2 separate regions of the Homo sapiens genome follow, and region 2 is linked to region 1. A link is a contact called in ENCODE Hi-C or POLR2A ChIA-PET data. All regions are on one chromosome and are shown on one strand. The core of a region is the stretch at or near the end of the contact, and the rest is flanking DNA. Distances in the headings are between cores, read along the strand shown. Region 1 has its middle 3.8 kb from the start of FTH1. Region 2 holds the start of EFEMP2 (EGF containing fibulin extracellular matrix protein 2).

Region 1 (4,899 bases), core at 1,188-3,687:
AGTGGTGCTAGAGCTACAAGAATAAGGTAAACAGAAGGATGCTGCTAGACCAGGAGTACCTTACCCAGTCTGGGATAGGAGGAGGTCGGGGAAGCCCTCCCTAAGCAAGACACGTGAGCTGAGTTTGAAGAAAAAGTTAAAAGGAAGGTGAAGTGCGGGAGAGAAACAGGGAAGGGAATTTGGAGCAGAGTGAACAGCATATGCAAAGGTGTGGAAATGTGGAAATGCATGGCCTGTTAAAGCTGCCTTAAGAAAATATGTTGCCTGGGGCTGGGCGCGGTGGCTCATGCCTGTAATCCCAGCATTTTGGGAGGCCGAGGCGGGCGGATCACTTGAGGTCGGAGTTGGAGATCAGCCTGGCTAACTAACATGGCTAAACCCTTCTCTACTGAAAATACAAAAATTAGCCGGGCGTGGTGGCATGCGCCTGTAATCCTAGCTATTCTGGAGGCTGAGGCAGGAGAATCGCTTGAACCTGGGAGGCGGAGGTTGCAGTGAGCCGAGATCGCGCCTTTGCACTCCAGCCTGGAAGACAAAACAAAACTCCGTCTCAAAAAAAAAAAAAAAAAAGAAAGAAAGAAAGAATGTTGGCCTGGAAAGTACAGTTTATGTTGGGGGATGCTGGTTAGGGTGGAGAATAGGGGCAAGATCGGGCAGGGTTGTGTTCCATAAAAAGAGGTTAAACTTGATCCTAGAGACAGCATAGAGACACCTCATTAGCTTTGTTTTTAGAAACCTTACACTGGGAATCTCTTAGGATAAGAGTATAGCAAAGTCACCATATATAGGATCCAAAGCTTTCCTTTATAACAGTAACCACCAGTTAGAAAATATGGGGAAAAAAGAATGGAAAAAAAAATGTTTTTCACTTACATTGACAACAAAAGCTTAAAGTACCTTGGAATAAAGTTAACAAGAAATATATAGAAAAAACTATAAATGCTTACTGCTGGACAAAAAATTCAAAAAGCCTAGCATAAATGAAGAGGTACCATATTCCCAAATGGTCGGTCAATCTTCATTCTGTAAAGATGTCAGTTTCCCCAAATAAGCATAAATTCACTGCAATTTCCATAAGAGGCAGTTTTTTGTTTTTGTTTTTCCTCAGCCATTACTGTCTCTGGGACAGTATTTTTTTTTTTTTTGAAACTTCACAAAATGATTCTAAAGTTCATTTGGAGGAGTCAGTGTGTTGATAGATTTGCATTTGGTGCTATAATAAAGGTACAGTAAAGTGCTATAAGCAGTATGGTACTGGCACAGGAAGAGATGACTAGATTAATGCAACAAAATAGTCCTGCCCCCCTATTATGAGAACTTGGTATATGCTAAACTGTTGTGTCACATTAGGGAAGAAAGAATGGGTTTAACAAATTATGTTGAAACAATTGACAGTCATGTGGAGAAAAGTGACTCACTCAGTATTTAAAAATACATTCCAGATAGATTAAAAATCCAAGCCTTAAAAAAAGTATAAAGTTTTGAGAAGAATATATACAAGATTATTTTTATAATTTTGGGGTAGGGAATGTTCTTCTGAGGCTGTCAGAAGCCGTAAAAGTACAGTTGGCAGGTTTGCCTATTTAAAAATGAAAAGCTGTAAGACAAAAGATGTTGTAAACAAGGTTAAAACAGAGATGACAAATTGGGATGATATTTGTAGCTCATGTAAGTGATGAAGATTAGGAACTATAATATATATTTGTATGTTTAATGAAGTACTATGTATGTGTCACACCTTTTTTTTTGAGATGGAGTTTTGCCCTTGTTGCCCAGGCTGGAGTGCAGTGGCTTGATCTCGGCTCACTGCAACCTCCACCTCCCGGGTTCAAGAGATCCTCCTGCCACAGCCTCCCAAGTAGCTGGGACTACAGGTGCCTACCACCACACCTGGCTGATTTTTGTGTTTTTAATAGAGACGGGGTTTCACCATGTTGGCCAGGCTGGTCTCGAACTCCTGACCTCAAGTGATCCACCTGCCTCGGCCTCCCAAAGTGCTGGGATTACAGGCATGACCCACCGCACCTGGCCTTATGAGACCCTTTTGATTGCCTGCGCTGGTGCTGTAGATGGTAAGCTCCTGGAAGGCAGGCATTGTTTCTGTCTTGTCTCTGCACTCCCAGCTTTTTGCAAATTGCTTGTTACTTGGTGCCCAGTATCTGTTGCATGAACAGATGGATTCATGATTGAATGTGGAGGATGGATGAGAGTGAGGCTAGAGGGCTGGGCACCAGTCAGGAGGCAGCAGCCTTAGTTATTAGTGAGCAGAGAAGATAGAACACAGATTTGACAGATCTGGAGAAGATCAAATGAACAGACTGATTGGCGAAAGTCGGGGGCCAGGGGTGGGCAGTGTGTAAGAGATCTCTCAGCTTTATGATTTGGTAGGCCTGGCTGCTGCTGCCATTCCCTGAGCCAAGGAGCACAGGAGGAAATGAAGGTTTCGGGGAAAGCCCTTGGGGAAGGCCTGCTTGGTTTTGGACTAGATGTGCTGAGTTTCCAGGCTTCCGGGATGTCCAGGGGGACAAAGCCAGCATGAAGCTCTCGGACCCACTGGAGGGAAGTCGGTCTGCTGCAGGGAGTAGGTTTCCTGAATCAGTGTTGGCTCCATGCTTGGCTAAACATGCATGTAGCTGCAGTGAACATCGCAGCAAGACTGAGGGACAGCTTGTGCTGTAGAAGGTCATTGGGAGGAGGCTGGCTGGGAACAATGGAAGGGAAATCTATTGGTGGGGGAGTGTGAGTGTGTGTGTGTGTTTATGATTGTTTATATGATTGCTTGTGTCCGTTCCCTACTTTCTGGTAACTTGAGGTGTCAGAACTGCAATGTCTAAGCCTTTAGATTCTTCCGAAGCTGTGGCCTGGTCTTGGGACCTTTGTTGACCAGGGTTCTACCTCCCCCACCCTCCAGCTCAGCTCCTCGTGACTTGGAGGCAGCAGAGAGTTTGGCTGGTCTCCCAGGACAGCCGCCTCCCAGGGCCAGGAGTGGCGGGAGGGACCTCAGATGAGAGAAGAGCCAAGCCGGTGGTTTCTGGAGGTTCAGCACATCCTGGAGCAGGAGGGGGCGGTGGTGGGGGTTGCGGTGGAGAGTTGCTGTCCCACCGTGACTCAGCACTCTGCTAGGCTGGGCTTGGGCTCAAAAAGTGCTTTGTCATGGAGGAGAAGAGCAGTCATAAGACCTGGAGGGCTGTGGCTTCACTGTGGAGGGAGGGAGGGAGGGAGGGAGGGAGGGAGGGAGAGTGTCCCCCTCCCCCCATTTCCTAATGGGACAAAGTCCAGAGGCCGGACTGGGAACAAAGGGGTCTGAGATCACTCAGGGGGGCCTCTGATGGTGTTTTTGCTGGCAAGCCTAGGTGTCACTTTTCCTACCTATCCCTCGCTCAGTGCCTTCCCGCCGCATGGGGAATTCTCAATAGATGTTGGGTCCCTTTCTCTTCTAGGGATTGTTATTGTGTAGTCACAATTTAGGATCCACAGCTAGGAAATCATAGACCCCCCACAAATTTTAAGGCTTTGGAAAGGACGTTAGAGCTTCCAAATCATCATGTTTTACAGATAAGGTGAGACCCAAAAAAGGTTAGGCTTGCCCAAAGCCGTAGAGTCACTGGCTGAAACACAAGCTGAAAACTAGGACAGGGCACATGATGGAACCCCGCATGGCCATTAAATACAGTAAGTGTGTTTAATAAGTGTGTTGCTGGAATGTGTGTGTGCAGGAATGCTATGTGAAAAGGCCAGACCCCAAACCGTTCCACAGGCTGATTGCAACAAAGAAAAACCTCAGGGCTGGAGACATAGATGAGGATTGGGAGAGAATGGGTTACGTGGTATTTTAACTGAAGAGCTGATGTTTTAAATGTCTGGGATTTCCCCTGAAGTGAAGTGAAGTAAAGCAGGAAATTCGAGTTTTGAAATTCAGACCAAAGGAAAAACAATACTAAATCAGTATTTGGGTACATTTCTGGATGATGCAATCATACTCACAGAGCTTGTCCTGAAATCATTTCTTGAAAACCCTTGAGGCCATGTAAACTCAGAGTCTAGGTACTTGGAATCCCCCGCTTCCAGAAGGTTAACGAGAGCCACAGCCTGCGATGTTTGAGGACAACTGTGAATGGAAGGCAAGGCCCATTTTTGAATGCTAACTCAGGCCTCACTGCACTCCAGACTTCTGCCAGAGACCCTATCACATGCCCTAGCTATGTGTTTACCTCCTGGCTGGACTTTGAAGTTTTAAGCTGTGTCCCCAACCCTGGCACAGCCCGGGGGTCCCTCCAGTTGTAGCAGTTTGCAGCTCTGTACCTCTTCTCTGGAATGGTCATGCCCAGCAGAGCATCGGCTCTCTACCTTTGGACTAGCGGCTCCTGGAGATCAAGGGTCTTGCCTTTAACAGTCCCCAGCTGTATCCTTCCCAGTGAGCCCCTGGGATATGCACACAGTGAAGAGGCCACGTGGCCTCTCTGAACTTTGATTCCTGTATTATTTATGGTATCTGAAGCCAGCCCTCTCCCATGCTACCTTGAGTACCCGCTCTGGGCGCCCTCTTTACCACAGTTCCCGTTGCACCCCGTCAGCTGGGACCCAGCCACATGGCATCCCCACATCACCCCATCCAGGCTCAGCTGTGCTCACCCTGGCCAAATCAGGGGAGGCCCAGCTCAGCGCAGGTGACAGGTGGGAGCCATGGCTAGCAGCCTTGGGAGGAGGATGAAAAAACAGAAAAATGTCTTGCAAGTCTGGGCAGGGACCTCAGCAGCCAGAGGCCTTGGCAGCCAGGGGCTGGGAGTGCCTCCTCATGGAAATGGGAACTATGCCTCAGGAGTTTTCACTGTGTAGACACTCACTATGGTGGAGGGGAACGATGGCTGCACAGCACAGTCCCTTGAGCACCGGGTCGGA
Region 2 (5,149 bases), core at 2,107-4,606, 3.9 Mb after region 1:
CACTTTAAAGCACTGCAGCTTGAGACTTGCTGGAGCCCATCTATCACACTCTCACCTAATCCTCAAGACAACCCATTTTATAGAAGAAGAAACAGGCTCAGAGAGGAGTGACTTGTCCTAGTGCAAAATTCAAATGCAGGTAAATGCAGGTGAGCCTGATATGTGGGACAGGTGGCACCCACATCCTCAGTCTCACCAGTAGGCTTCAGTAAGGACGTAGCTGCCTCTCCTTGTGCCTCCCCCACTAGCCTGGGAGTGCTCCACAGCCAGCCGGGGTCGAGTACCCAGGAGGCAGCTGGGTGCACAGTGACAGGAGGCGGAGGCCTCAAATGGAGAACTGTGTGGCAGGAGGCACGGCATAGCTAGGGCCTGGGGGTCCACAGAGGAGTACACAGCAGGGATGGAGCTCTCACCACTGCAGGAGAAGCCATCCCGATGCAGCTCATAGCCCTGGTGGCAGCGACACAGGAAGGTCCCATAGGAGTTGAAGCAGCGCTGCTCGCATGGGGCCCCCATGTCACACTCGTTCACATCTGGGGGTGCCAGGAAAAACAGGAGGGATGAAAGCGGAGGAGGAGCCCAGAGCCTCCACTCTACCTGGGCTGGTCAAGAAGGGAGCGCCCCCACCTCACACCTCCCTGCCCAGGACCCAGGAGCCTGGCCCAGCCCAGCCTCACCAACACAGGAGCGGTTGTTAGGCCCCAGCTGGAAGCCCGGCTCGCACTGGCAGCGGAAGGAGCCAGGCAGGTTCACGCAGCGGTGCTGGCAGTAGCGGTAGCGGCACTCGTCTATGTCTAGGGATAGAGGCAGGAGAAGGAGGGCGGAGGGCAGAGGGCAGAGGGCAGGTGGGCTCGAGCCGGCTGGGACTCAAGGCTTCACCACCCATAATCCTGTGTCCGAGGAGCTGAATTAGGCAGGGTCAGCCAGGACACCTCCCAAACACTCCCCGCTACAGTCCTCTGTGTCTGATGACGGAGGGTGAGGTGGCAGGGGCCGGGGGTGAAGCCTGGCTTGAATGGGGGTCAGGTGCTAGGGCAAGGGCCAGACCAGGGACACAAAGCCGGGACTACAGAAGCTGCTTCCTGGACTCACCCACACACTCGGGCCCGATCTTGCGGTAACCATCAGGGCAGGTGCACTGATAGGAGCCAGGCAAGTTATGGCAGTCCTGGCTGGGGCGACAGTCGTGCAGGGCCTGGGCACACTCGTCCACATCTGCGAGAGACACCACTCAGCCCCTGCCTGGGATCCCGCACACCACCCAACATGACAGATAGTTCCAACACTTGTATTCGGTTCTCTCAACAGCACGCGTAAGAGTTCACCAGCCTGGAGCCATCAGGAAAGGCACCCCTAACCTCTAAAACCACATGTTGGGGGTTGCACAGGAAATAAGGTCCTGTCCAAACATCCCCAGCAACACTGATTCCTGGACTGTCCTTCCTCCAAGGCCTGTGGCTCCCAGGGGACAGACACTGGAAGGCAGACTTCCTGCAGTGTCTCTGCAGCAACCGAGGGGAGGGGCCCGGAGCTGGCTGGAGCAGTGGCACACAAGCTGGGGCCACCTGCGGCAGGTCCTAAACAACATGAGTGTCTGGATGAGGGTGTGGACATCACCAGTGGCCCTTTTGAGCTGGGGAGGAACATGAGGTCTGAGTTTAAGACGCCTGGTGAGAGGACTGGAAGCCAGGCACCAGAGCAGTCCCCACTCACCCACACAGCTGTCCTGATCGTCGGGCTCATAGCCTGGTGGGCAGGGGTTGGGGTGTTGAGCGGGAGGCACTGGTGGCGGGGGTCCCTCGCCGTGTAGGTCGTTGATGACGGCAGCGGAGCGGGGCAGGCACAAGTAGCCCCCGTAGTGGTTGATGCACTTCATTTCCCCCTTGCAGGCCTCAGGGATGGTCAGACACTCGTTGACATCTGCAGAGAGGGGCCTGCTGGGCACAGCCAGTCTCCTGGGCTGGCCCTGGAGGGAGCGGAGGCAGGAACCCAGCTCGGCCTTCTCTGAGATGTGTGGCCCCAGCAAAGCCTTCCCACTCTGCTCAACAAGCTAAGTCTGCCTGCTCAGGACCCCTCCCCAGGGTTGGCCAAGGCTGGAGATGGGGCAGCTGTTCCCACTGTTGCCCTCATTCTCGGCCTGCAAGTGGGTCTCTATCCCTCCCCACGGCCCTAGCCCTAGCTCAGCCCAAGATGGGGGGCCTCCTTACCCACCCCTGGGGACGCTACCCTCCCAGGTTGTGATGAGACAAAGAGCTGGGACAGGAGAGTGGTTCAGAGAAGGCGTACAGGATCCAGCTCCTCTGAGGGGTAGGGACAAGGTTTCCTGGGTTTCTGGGAGAGGATGAGGCCACCCCTAGCTCAACTGGCCTCCAGAGAGCCAGAGCTGGCCTCTGTGTAGCAGAGCTGGGCATAGAACGGGCTGCTGGGCTCCCACGGCAGTTCTTGGAGGTGGGGCTGTCCCTTGGAAAGCAGCTATCAATCCCTTTCCGGGTTCCTGGGGGTGTTTGGTCCCCCAGGCACACACACCCCGGCAGTGCTGGCTGTCTGGGTCCCACTCATAGCCATCTGTGCATTCCTGGAAGGGAACCAGAAGTGGCCAGTGGTCACCCTAAGATCTCCTCCAACTGGCCAGGCCAAGACTAGGGCCTGAGCCTGGCCACCCTCCGGCCTGCTCCAAACAATGGCCCCCAGCTCTCCACCAGCCAGGGGAGGAAGACTTCCCCGGCAGCAGTCACCCTGGGTCCCGGTCTCTTCCTCCCTACCCTTCCTGTCCCAGGCCAGCGGCCCTCACTGTCCCCACCGTGTAGCTGTCGGGCTCTTCAGAATCCTGAGGAGAAGCTGATCCCAAGAGCAACAGTAGCAGCGCCCAGAGCAGTAGAGACCCGGGTAGGCAGGAGGCGCAGGGGAGCATCCTGGGGCTGCGAGATGGTGGACACGGGTCAGGGGCCTCTGCCCGCGGCACCTCAACTCCCTGTACCGGGAGCCCGAGCCCAGCCCCCGCCACTGCCCGCTCAGGACCGTGCTTGGGCCTCGGGGCCTCCCAGGGCTGGGGGCCGACTCCTCACAGGCCCAGGTCCCAGGCCCGGGTCCCAGGCCCACCCGCCCCGGCCACCCCGCCCCCGCCCCGCGCCCCTGCGGCGAAGGCCGAGGAGCGCGGGCCTCTGTGGGCGCTACGCTGCCGCGGACTCGGCCGAGACTCCGGCCCACGCCCTCCCCCACGGACGGTCACAGCCACTCACTTGGGCCCGCGACACCCCCGCGGCCCGCGGCTCTGGCGGCTCGGCTGGCTCGGGCAATGCCTGCGGGCAGACGGACGGGCGGACGGCACAGCTCCCTGGACGCGCGGCCCCAGGAAGCGCCCCCCGCCCGCCCGCCTGCCGCGGCGCGGCCCACCCCGGCGCCTCCGCCCGCCCTTCGGCGGATTCCTGAGCCAGCGCCAGGGGGAGGGACCCCGACCCCCCGCTTCTCCGCCCCCGGCCAGCCACAGGCCCCTACCCGGTCCCCCGCGGCGCCGCCAGGAGCCGCCTCCCGGCGCCGGACCAGGGTCCCCCAGTGCTCGATCCTGGGGCCCCGACCTTGATGCCAGGCCCCCAGACTCACCCGGGGGCCCCCAGACGCTCACCAAAAATGTCATCCTGCTCACCTAGGTCCTACCTAATCTGCGCCCCCAGAATTTCATCCTGTGCACCCACACCGTAATCCTGGAGCCCCCAGATTCTCATTGTGCGCCTCCCGAGATCGTCCTGGGTACCTAGAGCCCACCTAACCCAGTCCTCCAGACCCTCAATCTGCTCCCTGCAAAATTTTATTCTCTGCCCCAGACCGTCATTGTAAAAGATCCTAAAACTTCATCCAGGGTCCCCAGACCCTCGCCCAGGAACGAGAGGCTCCCAGGAGCAGAACTGTCCTTCTCGCTCCCTCCTGCCCTCCACCCCCAGGACCGTCTTCAGCCGGGTGGTCCTTTCACTACACACGGCCTCCCCCACACCCTCCATCCACAAAGCTACAAGTTTGGGGGCGAGGGCGGCAGTTCCCTTTTGGCACAAAATGAATGGAAGCCCCTGAGAAGGAGGGCAGGGCTGATGTCGGACGTGCGGGATGCCAGAGTCGGGTGCCAAGGCGCCTCCTCGACCTCCTCGCACCAGCGTCCCCCGCCCGGTTTCCGCCTCCGCCCGAAGTGGGGGCGTGTCCTTGGGGCGGAGTATGGGCGGGGCTGGCTCCCAGGAAGGGCGTGGCCTCTGTTTGCCCACGTCTTTGGGCGGGGCCAGGCGGGAAAGCACTGCGTGTCCGGGGATCCCCCGCCTGGGGCCCGCCCTTCCTTTCCCCTTGCCATCCCTGCTTATCCCCGCAGTCGCCCTCCACGTGACCCCGGGGAGGGAGTCTGCCGAGGAGGGGACGTGCTGGTGGGTCCCGCGGCGAGCGCCTGGGGCTCAGGTGAACTGCGCAGTGCCCGCTCCTCGCCACTCTGCCACCACCATCCCTCCCAGCTGCTGGGGCAGAAGGTTAAATAATAGCTCTTTAGGGGCCGGACGCGGTGGCTCAAGCCTGTAATCCCAGCACTTTGAGAGGCCGAGGCAGGTGGATCACCTGAGGTCAGGAGTTCGAGACCAGTCTGGACAACATGGTGAAACCCCGTCTCTACTAAAAATATAAAAATTAGCCAGGCGTGGTGGCGCGTGCCTGTAGTCGCAGCTACTCAGGAGCCTGAGGCAGGAGAATCACCTGAACTCGGGAGGTGGAGGTTGCAGAGAGCCCAGATCACACTGCTGCACTCCATGGGTGACAGAGGGAGACTCCATCTTAAAATAATAATAATAATAATAGGCCCGACGCGGTGGCTCACGCCTGTAACCCCAACACTTTGGGAGGCCAAGGTGGGCAGATCACAAGGTCAGGAGTTCAAGACCAGCCTGGCCAACATGGTGAAACCCTGTCTTTACAAAAACACAAAGAAATTAGCTGGTGTAGTGGCACGTGCCTCTAATCCCAGCTACTCGGGAGTCTGAGGCAGAATAATCTCTTAAACCCGGGAGGCAGTTGTTGCAATGAGCCGAGATTGTGCCATTGCACTCCAGCCTGGGCGACAGAGCGAGACTCCATCTCAAAAATAGTAATAATAATAATAGCTCTTTAAAACGAGAAAGACAGT

What was found. A loop is a pair of places that touch in the nucleus more often than their neighbours do. ChIA-PET counts read pairs that join two places held with the same protein, here RNA polymerase II (POLR2A). Pooled maps may share reads with other maps.
Region 2: a pooled map shows a loop between it and region 1 (3-fold over the local background). The contact joins the promoter of EFEMP2 here to the enhancer-like site in region 1. A Hi-C loop is called at or near these places in 1 of 50 pooled maps. POLR2A ChIA-PET finds 5 or more read pairs at or near these places in 2 of 52 experiments (B cell and BJ).

What each region holds. Positions count from the first base shown.
Region 1 is chr11:61,968,939-61,973,837 of GRCh38, forward strand. No RefSeq gene overlaps it. Among named protein-coding and RNA genes, the nearest start is that of FTH1, 3.8 kb to the left of the region's middle. RefSeq lists cis regulatory regions at 2,668-3,427, 2,673-3,184, 3,104-3,114 and enhancers at 2,939-3,233, 3,037-3,181, 3,845-4,024. Within about 2 kb of position 2,438, at least 36 of the 41 ENCODE cell types and tissues checked have a DNase peak (open chromatin) inside an H3K27ac peak, as active enhancers do.
Region 2 is chr11:65,869,444-65,874,592 of GRCh38, forward strand. EFEMP2 (EGF containing fibulin extracellular matrix protein 2) reads right to left here and starts at 3,357. Exons shown (of 11, transcript NM_016938.5): 1 at 3,240-3,357; 2 at 2,801-2,918; 3 at 2,527-2,575; 4 at 1,714-1,920; 5 at 1,093-1,215; 6 at 678-794; 7 at 414-533. The coding sequence starts at 2,911. RefSeq lists a silencer at 4,360-4,419.